2 separate regions of the Homo sapiens genome follow, and region 2 is linked to region 1. A link is a contact called in ENCODE Hi-C or POLR2A ChIA-PET data. All regions are on one chromosome and are shown on one strand. The core of a region is the stretch at or near the end of the contact, and the rest is flanking DNA. Distances in the headings are between cores, read along the strand shown. Region 1 overlaps STARD13 (StAR related lipid transfer domain containing 13). Region 2 overlaps LOC102723406 (a long non-coding RNA gene).

What was found. Hi-C counts contacts between places; a loop is a spot of excess contacts on that map. ChIA-PET counts read pairs that join two places held with the same protein, here RNA polymerase II (POLR2A). Pooled maps may share reads with other maps.
Region 2: a pooled map shows a loop between it and region 1 (23-fold over the local background). The contact joins two enhancer-like sites. A Hi-C loop is called at or near these places in 1 of 37 single-sample maps with no recorded cell type and 7 of 50 pooled maps. POLR2A ChIA-PET finds 5 or more read pairs at or near these places in 1 of 52 experiments (activated T-cell).

What each region holds. Positions count from the first base shown.
Region 1 is chr13:33,143,612-33,148,797 of GRCh38, forward strand. The region is part of intron 3 of STARD13 (StAR related lipid transfer domain containing 13); the gene reads right to left. Among named protein-coding and RNA genes, the nearest start is that of KL, 130 kb to the left of the region's middle. RefSeq lists an enhancer at 3,257-3,556. Within about 2 kb of position 2,265, at least 3 of the 41 ENCODE cell types and tissues checked have a DNase peak (open chromatin) inside an H3K27ac peak, as active enhancers do.
Region 2 is chr13:33,609,122-33,614,307 of GRCh38, forward strand. LOC102723406 (a long non-coding RNA gene) reads left to right here. Exons shown (of 6, transcript XR_007063750.1): 5 at 1,312-1,507; 6 at 1,646-2,657. It also overlaps a transcript of STARD13 not described here. Among named protein-coding and RNA genes, the nearest start is that of RFC3, 210 kb to the right of the region's middle. Within about 2 kb of position 1,435, at least 25 of the 41 ENCODE cell types and tissues checked have a DNase peak (open chromatin) inside an H3K27ac peak, as active enhancers do.

The DNA.
Region 1 (5,186 bases), core at 1,015-3,514:
TCGCAATCTCCGGCTCACTGCAAACTCTGCCTCCCAGGCTCGAGCAATTCTCCTGCCTCAGCCTCCTGAGTAGCTGGGACTACAGGTGCACACCACCACACAGGCTAATTTTTGTATTTTTAATAGAGATGGGGTTTCACCATGTTGGCCAGGATGGTCTCGATCTCCTGACCTCGTGATCCACCCACCTCAGCCTCCCAAAGTGCTGGGATTACAGGCGTGAGCCACCGCGCCCAGCTTGTTTCCAGTTTTGACCAATGAATTTCTAACCATTGAATTCAATGGCTTCTTTTTAGCAAAGACCTATTAATAGCAATAGTCACAAATTAGTACCCATCATTCCTTGAAATTCTTTTCATCCTTGACATTCAAGATTATGAATTATCTCATCTCTCTGGACACCATCTCCTTCCTGCCACGAAGCAGTACTTGCCCTTTAACTATTAATTTTTTTGTTAGAATTCAGACTGAGGTCCATCCCTTTTTACTCTCCATGGCCTTACTGAAGAATCTTAACATAAATTAGACTCAAGTGATACCCAGTCCTCTGTCTCCAGCCCAGGCATCTCATCTGAGGCCAGAGTCACATTCTGCATTCTCTTCAAAACCTGTTTCTCCTACGTACTGTCTTGTCTTGACTAAGAGCATCACCAATGGGCCATCCAAACTAGAAAATAATGTCATCTTGAGGCTCTACTCCTTCACAATCTACATTCGTTGATCACCAAATCCTGTCAATTATACCTCTATGATGTCTTTGAAGTCTTGCCTCTCCTTTGGCCCTAATTCAGTCTCCTGTCGTTGTTTATCAAGAGTCAGGCATCAGCCTCCTAATTGGTTTCACTACCACTTCTAAAACTTTACACTGAAACCAGTTCTATTTCTCAACTTTTTCTCACGTCGCTCACCGACTGAAATACGTTTAATGACTCTCCTCATTTTCAACCACCTCCAATGTACCCTCTGACTACGCATTCATTAGTGTCAGATATAGCAGGCAATGCTGAGTTGGAAGCTGATCATCTCATCTGAGACCATCTTTGGCAGGCTCTCAGCCTGTCTCTTTGGTCTGTTCCACGTGTGTTAGCATGTCTACCTAAGAGTGGGTGTGAAGTGAAAAAAAATGGTGGATATTGCACATTTGGTGGCTCTGTAACAGGTTTGTTTAGGGGAGGATTGCCTGTTATTTATAAAATGAACTTATCTAGTGAACTTGTTCTTCCATTAGGGTTTGGAAGCACAAACAAAACACTCCATTCTGCTTTTCTGTGGAAAAGCTTTTGATCTACGACACACACACAAGACATCAAAGGAATCATCTTCTATATACCACAGACTCGAATATGCTTTATACTTTCTGACACATGCAGGAAGTTTATTTATTATTTTCTAAAGCTGAAGACTCTAAGTAGATTTGACTTTATAGCTCTGGGTCCTTTTATTGCCCCTAAACTCAGATGTTTGCCTGTACCTTACAAATTGCTTCTCTACTTGGAAAAAGCAGTTGCAAAACATGTATTTGATAAAGGACTCATATACAGAACACCTAAAGAATTCTTAAACTCAGTAACAAGTCAAACAACCTGATTTTCAAATGGGCAGAATATTCAAACAGATACTTCTAAGAGAAGACATGAAAGGATGTTCAATATCATCAGTCATGAAAGAAATGCAAATTAAAATCATAACGAGACACCACTACACAACAGAATACCTAAAGTAAAAACGCTGACAACATTAAGTATTAGCAAGGATTCAGAACTACTGAAACTTCCAAAGCGTACAGTCTCTTTGGAAAACAGTTTGGCAGTCTCTTATGAAATTAGATATATTTTTAGTACTTGATCTAGCAATTCCACTCTCAGCTACTTATGCAAGATAAAAGAAATCACATGTCCACAAAAAGATTTATACTTTTTATAATTTTTTTTTTGCTGTAAAAAGATTTGTACTTGAATGTTCATAGCAGCTTTAATCATAAGATAGCCAAAAAGTAGAAATGGCCCAAATGTCCATCAGCTGGTAAATGGATATAAAAATTGTGGTATATCCATACAATGGAATACTCAACAATTCAAGGCACTAACTATTGATACATACAACACTATACATGAATCTCAGAGTCATTATGCTAAGTAAAAGAACCCAGACACAAAGAGCATACACTACAGGATTCCACTCATCAAAAAAATTTCAGGCAAGGCAAAACTGTAGTGACAGGAAACAGATGAGTGGTTGCCAAATGCTGGCACTGGGGGACTTTTTGAGGTCACAAAAATGTTCTGTGTCACGGCTGGGCATGGTGGCTCATGCCTGTCATCCCAGAACTTTGGGAGGCCAAGGTGGGCAGATCGCTTGAGCCCAGGAGTTTGAGACCAGCCTGGGCAACATGGAGAGGCCCTGTCGCTACAAAAAAAATATATAAAAATTAAGCCGGGTGTGGTGGCTTATGCCTGTAATCCCAGCACTTTGGGAGGTGAAGGCAGGTGGATCACCTGAGGTGAGGAGTTCAAGACCAGCCTGACCAACATGGTAAAACCCCATTTCTACTAAAAATGCAAAATTAGCCAGGCGTGGTGGCACATGCCTGTAATCCCAGCTACTCAGGAGGCTGAGGCAGGAGAATTGCTTGAACCCGGGAGGCGGAGGTTGCAGCGAGCCGAGATTGCACCATTGCACCCCAGCCTGGGTGACAGAGTGAAACTCCATCTCAAAAAAAAAAATTAGCTGGGCATGGTGGCACGTGCCTGTAGTCCTAGCTACACAGGAGGCTGAAGTGAGAGGATCACTTGAGCCTGGGAGGTCAAGGCTGCAGTGAGCTGAGACCACGCCACTGCACTCCAGCCTGGGTGACATAGTAGGACCCTGTAGCTGAAAAAATAAAGTTTTATGTCACGATTGTGGTGATAGTTACATAGCTGTACATTTCACAAAATTAATCAAATTGTATGCTTTGGTGATTTTTTGGAATATAAATTATATTTAAATAAAGCTGAATAAAAAATAATGCAAGTGAGTGACATCAGTGAAAAAGGTTAAGTGAAAACCTCCAAAACCCCACTTCTTCATAAAATCAACAAAAGTACTGGCAGATATTGTCAAAATCAACTTTTTAAGAAAGCTGTAAATTGATATGGGCTTCCAACAAACTAAGTAACACTAAGTGTCTATTTAAGAAAAATGGTTAAACATATGTAAGGACAGTGAGCTTTGTGACATTCAAACCCACCCTATTCCTATGCCCTTTTCCCCAGCTTTTCAGGAGCTTTGAAAATCAACAGCATCACCGTCAGAGTAGCTGTGAAAACTAGTAGCCTTGCATCCACTGGAGAGGGAAGAACATGTTTGAGCTTCCCCAAAACTCCGTTACCAAAGAATTGTCATTATCTGAGCTGTCTGGGAATTCCCTGAAAACCCCCAGTTCACAGCGCTTGTCTTTATTTAACCTGACTCAAATCATTACTGAAACTAGCTTATACCCAGGGTGTTTGTCAAAGACAGTCAGTAGTAATTAGTCAACATGGCAGTTGCCTGAAATGGTAATAACAGTTGAGCCAAACAAGATGCTAACCAAAAAGCTTAAAAAGAATATCTGGGAGAATGAGATGTCCATAGGGGACTTAGAAAAGTTCCAATGTATTCCTAGGAATCTAGAAGGCCAAGTACATGTGCAGAACTGTGTGTATACCCAGGAAAGACCTGAGCTGGCCCTAATCTTCCACCTTTAGCTGACCTTGATGATCTGCACAAGCAGGAAATCAAGGCTAAGGCAGAGTTATCAATTCCCTGCTGCAGTGCTGAAGCCATATTGTAACATGCACAAAGAGCCGCTCAGCAAAGACTGAGGGATTGGTTGAAGGTATCTAAGAAAATCTCTGTCCAATCATTTGCTGATTACTAAATTAACTGAGTAGATACTTCAGTGGATACAACAAGGGATACAGACTTTAGAGAATTAGTTCCAGATATTCATTAAACAGATAGCAACAATGACCACCCTGGGAAGAGAAGATCTGATTTCAAGAGGTGCCATATTACAATATTTAAAATGTCCAGTTTTAAACAAACAAACAAACAAACAAAAAACCAAAACAGTGGATATCAGCAAATTGATTCTAAAGTTTATATGAAGGAGCAAAAGACTCAGAATAACCAACACAATAATGAAGGGGCAAAACTGGAGGACTGACACTATCCAAATTCAAGACTTCCTATGAAGCCATAGTAATCATGATAGTATGGTACTGGTGAAAGAATAGACAAAGAGATAAATGGAGCAGAATGAGGAACCCAAAACAGACTCGCACAAAGAGAGTCAACTTACGTTTATAAAGGAGCAAAGGCAATACGATGGATAAAAGGTAGTCTTTCCACAAATGCTGTTGCAACAAGTGGATATTCAAATGCAAAAAAAATTTAGTCTAGACACAGACCTTATATCATCACAAAAATTAATTCAAAATGAATCATAGACCTAAGTGTAAACACAAAGCTATACAACTCCAAAAAGATAACATAGGAGAAAATCTACATGACTTTGAATAAAGTGATGACCTTTTAGATTCAACACCACAGGCCTGGTCCATGAAAGAAATAACTGATAAACCAGACTTCATTAAAATTCAATACTTCTACTTAGTTCTTTCAGAGAAAAAAACTTTCAAGAGAAAGAGAAGACAAGCTATATACAGAGAGAGCATATTTGCAAAAGATATCTCTGTTAAAGGACTATTAGCTAAAATATATAAAGAACCCTTAAAACTCAACAATAAGGAAACAAACAGCCCAGTTAAAAAGAGGGCAAAACATCTGAACAGACAACTCACTAAAGGAGATGAATATATGGTAAACAAGCCTTTAAAAAGGCACTCAACATCACATGTCATTAGGGAATTGCAAACTAAAACATCCATGAGATACAACCACATATCTAAGGTAAAAATCTAAAACACTGACAACACTAAATGCTGGTGGGAATGTGGAGCAACAGAAACTCTCATTCATTGCTGGTGGGAATGAAAAATGGTATGGCCACATTGGAAGACAGTGGGCAGCTTCTTACTGCCAAATACACTTTTATCATATACTCGAGAAATTGCACTTCTAGGCATTTACTCAAATGAATGGAAAACTTACATCCACATGCAAACCTGCACGTAGGTATTTATAGTAGCTTTTTCATAATT
Region 2 (5,186 bases), core at 185-2,684, 460 kb after region 1:
AACTACATTGAAAATTAAATTTTAACTATATTAAAATTTAAAAGACACCATAAACAAAGTAAAAAGGAAAATCATATACTGGAAAATGTGTAGAAACCACATATAAATTGCAAATTTATTTTAAAAACTCTGCAATAACACAATAGAAATGTCGCAAAGTATGTAAATACGCAGCTTAAGCAAAAAGCTCAAATGGACAACAGCATATGAAAATATGCTCAACTTCACTAGTTCTCACGGAATTGAAAAGTCAAGCGGCCAGGTACCACTTGAAACCGTCATGTCAGCAAATACAATTAATCGGGTGCACTAAGTTTTGGTGAAAATCTTGATCATTGCTGGTGAGCTTGAAAATTAACATAGCCCTCTTGGAGAGCAATTTGTCAATATTTGGCAATGTTGAAACTGACCTATGGCCCAGGAATTCTACTTCTAATTTCTTTCTTTCTTTTTTTTTTTTTTTGAGATGGAGTCTCGCTGTGTTGCCCAGGCTGGAGTGCAGTGGCAGGACCTCGGCTCACTGCAAGCTCCACCTCCCGGGTTCACGTCATTCTCCTGCCTCAGCCTCCCAAATAGCTGGGATTACAGGCACCCACCACCACGCCCGGCTAATTTTTTGTATTTTTAGTAGAGACGTGGTTTCACCGTGTTAGCCAGGAGATGATCTCTGTCTCCTGACCTCGTGATCTGCCCGCCTCGGCCTCCCAAAGTGCTGGGATTACAGGCGTGAGCCACTGCGCCCGGCCTCTACTTCTTCGTTCTTTAGGGTCTACTCCCATATACACTAGGCATGTGTGCTAGTGTAAATGTACAAACATGCTAATTGTATTCTTTGTAATTTAAAAAGTGGGGAAAAAAGTCATGCTCCTGAATAGAATCGATTTAAAAAATAATTGTTTTTATTGAAAAGTTTATTAAACAATCTTAAAGCTAGATTTACATTGATATTCACAATGATAAATTCCTAAAGTGGCCGGTTAAGTGCAAAATGTAAATTGTAAAAAGATATTTAAAGGATATCATTTACATAAATTTAAAAACCATGCAAGATCATATTTAAATAAAACTATGCATGGAAAAAATAAGAAAAATCACGTGGGAACAATATAGACAAATTTAAGGAGGTTCACTCTGGGGAGGGGAGGGATGAAGGTGGGGCCTTACTGTATCTTCAAAGTCTTACTTATTTAAGGAGAAAAAAAAGCAAGTTGTTTCCAGTAATACTAACATCTAAACATCTTGGTGATGATATATTTGTTACTTTTATTGTTAAAAACAAAATTTCTCATTTTATTTTGCATTTTGAAAAAGGAGACAGGAGGAGAGAAGAATCATGGACTCCCTGGGCACAGCACCGCAGGTGGCTTTGCCAGTTCTCCCAGCCCCGCGCTGCTCCTGCGCCTGCGCTGAGCCTCCACGTGTCCTCAGGAGACTTAGCCTAGCCTGGGTATCACCAGCAGTGGGCCAGGCCGCTTTGCCTTCAACTCCCAACAGTAACCTTGCAGAGGTCAGCCTGGGGCCACCAGGAGGAGTTAGTAAGAGCTTATCCTGTGGGGGCACTCACTGGGGCTGGTGGCCGGGAAATCCCAGGTGTTTTGTTGGTTTGAGTTTTGTTGTGTTTTTATTTTTCTTCCGCTGAGATCAGGACTGAAGCAGGGACGCAGTGCTCAGCACGCCCAGCCCACCGCGGGCCACTGCGCGGAGAACCTCTGCCAGGGTCGCCTGCTCACGTCCCCTAATCCGCTCCTGGCGCGCGTTCCTGTCCTCCTCCTGCTGTGACTAGTGTGCATGGAAGGGCACAGTGGTGGCAGAAAGACTTGTGGCGAGATATCAAGATCCACAGGAAGTCATAAGAGAAAAAGCATTTTGTTTGAACTCCACCCACTGACCTTTTGTGGGTGAGCTTTCGGTGAAACAGCAACATCCTCAGAAATCTTAGAGACACGGCTTTGTAACCCGGGGGAGAGACACCGCTTCCAAATATAATTGACGTGGCTTTCCTGCCTTAATTCGGGGTATCCTTTTTCCACCACATAATCTTCCCTTTGTCCGCGCTGATTCCTGTTTAGTTTGGCAGGGCCAGCTGCTGGCAGGCTCCCCCAGTGCTGAATGCTCCGCGCTCCACTGTGCTGGGCCTGCTGAAAAAGCAGACAGCGCTCCCTCTCCCCCAGAATCAGGAGCCAAATGCCACACCGATTGTGCAACTTGTCTCTGGTTACCAGGAAAACGTAAAGAAATGCCAATGAAGCAGAAAGGTCGACAAAATTCTTTCCAACGCTTGAACAAAAAAGGTATTTTTAGGGCCCTAGATTTATGGAAGTCAATTCTTCCACTCCTCGCCAGGCTTTCAAACCTCCTATTCTTTGCACTACATTATTTGAATAAACCGTAAATACCCTTAGTTGCTCTAATAGCAACTGCTGGTCCATATTGTGCAAGGCGGCCATGGTCTGAAGACCTTGTTGAATTTGAAAGACAGAAGTTCCGTTTCTGGCACATAAACTTGAATCAGGGCTATAGTTAAGAGTGCCAGTGAGGTCCACATTTTGACAGCTAGATAAGCAGGTCATTTATTCAAAAGGACTTTGAATCCATGCCCAGAGTCAAATGCAGTCCTTTGTAAAGCCCAGCAGGCTTGAAATAAAAACTTCTTAACTGAGTTGATCAGTGTCCTGCATTTTAGGGGTCAGGAAAGTATTTATGATAAGTTGGAAATGGACAGGGCAGGAAATTCTGGGCCTGGAAGGATGGCTTCCTCACCAGGGACCGCACCACCATATTTTCTAATTTGTGTCTTGAGGGAAAGTTTATATTTTTTGCTGAAAATATTATCTCCTTGTGACAAAACCACAAGTCTGGGAAGAGAACACAAAAGGAATAAAGAACAAATGAGATCTGTGATGCCTCCTGGATAAAACTTTAAAAACCCATAGGCATTGATCAATCCAATTTACTGAATAAATATGTACCAGGTGTTGTGTTAGGTTCTAAGGGGCTAAAATAACTAAGATACTGAACTAAAGTAGAACTATTGGGCTCCTAATGTGATAGTTTTTCCACTATAGACAGCCCTCTTCTTCCAAGGGTCCCTGCCAGGGCTTCCCCTACCCTAAACAGTGCCTTGGTAAAAATTAGGAAAGTCACCCCTTCCTTAAGACACTTGACTTTCCAACAGTGCCTTGGTAAGAATTAGGCGAGTCCTTAAGACACTTGACTTTCCTCTGGCAGAAAATTGCAAAGAAAGTGTGCACAAACCTACAATGTGAATGATGCCTTCCTGTGTGTGTGTGCCTTTGTTTAGGGCACAACCTGACCGGTCTGATCATCAGACACGGTGATCCACACTCAAGATGGGAAAGAAAGCCAGGGGCACAGCCTCCTGGAAGCCCCTACTCCCTGCCTCATCCACACCTTGTTGCAAAAACCGCACCATCCTTTAAGACTTCTCCATGAAGCATCACTTCAGGGAGGCTGTTTTCTTTTTCTCTTGTCTATTCCCCTTCTGGGAATATACCCATTCACCCTGGCCATCAGACAGCCCTGTATATGTCAACCCAAGGTCTCACTCAAGCTCTCTCTCAAAGGGCTCCTGGGCCCCATGCAAATTTAGAATGGAGTAAATTTGCATTAAACAGTTTAATGTGTTGCAGAAAATATCAGAGAATGGCAAACTCCTGTGGCCTGGACTTCTCAGAGTACACAAAAGACCGAAGACTGTTCTAACTTCACAGATGTTCTGTCAAAGGCTCATGTGGCCCCCCAGATAATCTGTTATGCAAGTAAAAACAGTTAATAAGTTGCCTAAAGGCTCGTCTTCCAGTCATTTTTTCCTCTTTAGATCTGAAAGAACTCTTTTGAGCAACTTCAAAGTTCAAATTGTGGTATTAAGTTTGAGTTGAAATGGGTCCTTTCTCTTTTTCTCAGAATTATACTGAAATGAATGTGCTCTGCTGCATCCTGGCATGCACTGGAGATGGGGGTTAGGTCAAAAATGAATAGGATGGTTCCTGCCTTCAAGCAGCCAATAGGAATAAAAATACTTTGCATGTGTAGTTTCCAAATTGTTTTCACATATATCACAACACCCACAGCAGCTTTGAGAGGGAGATGTTATTACATATATTTTATAGGTAAAGTGGATGAGGCTCAGAAAGGGTGAGTCTAAGCTTACACAGTAGTGAATTGAAGTGACACCCGAAACTCTGCTCTAAATTTTATCTTTCCCCAGGCTGAAGCTATAGTCCACAGAGCAAAGTAGTGTGATTAGTGTCACCTTAGTAGTGCAAACAAAGTTGTGGGCACAGAATTAGAGGGAGTAGTTTTCCCTGAGGGTGCAGTAAGGTGGTGTGAGGAATGGGGAAATGGAAGAGAGAAGAGATAGGGTTGCAACTGGTGAGTCCCAGAGGAAGGGCGAATGGCAGCAGGAATGGCCTGGCTTAGCCAAGCACCCAGAAAGGAGAAAGTCAGGCCTTGGTGAATGTTGAGTGGATAACCAAGCACCATTGGTCTGGAAGCTTGAGGGCTGGTCTGGAGGCTTGCAGGCTGTCAAACTCTTGAAGGAGTGAGAGAATGAAGGTCCTGACAGGACAGGCTTTGAGCATAAAGTGATTTCAGTGGACGTGGGAGCCACTCGGATAGTGACAAGCTCAGATTTGTGTTTGGTGGAGAAATGTTAATTTAGCAGCAGGGTGAGGAAGGGATTATCAGAAGGGGTGGGAAAGGACACAAAAGAACTTCCAGGTCCTTTTAGGGCTAAAAGTGCAGATGTGAGATCTCAACCCAGGCAGCAACAGTGGGAGCAGAAGGCAGGGGAGAAGCATGAGATTACAAAGAAACACACCTCAGCTGTTTTAGGGTGTTCAGATGGGGACTTCTAAGTGCACATGAACATAGTCAGTTGTATTCTTTTCCAGTGGAGGGATCCTAGCTTTCAGACATCCCCTTTTGTGGAAGCCAATTAAATGTTTTAAAATTAAAGCAGATTAAAGCAGAGCTGATCTGGCCGAAGAGGGGTGCTTGGATGCCTGGTGCTCCAGCTTCCTGAGGTAGAGCCCTTGGCAACCAGCTCAGCTTGAAAACCAGAGCTCCAGTGCTCCAGCAGGACCCGAAGGCTGCCTAAATAGACCGTATCTCTATGGATACATTCTCCGTGTGTGTGTGTGTGTGTGTGTGTGTTTCTTGGAAAA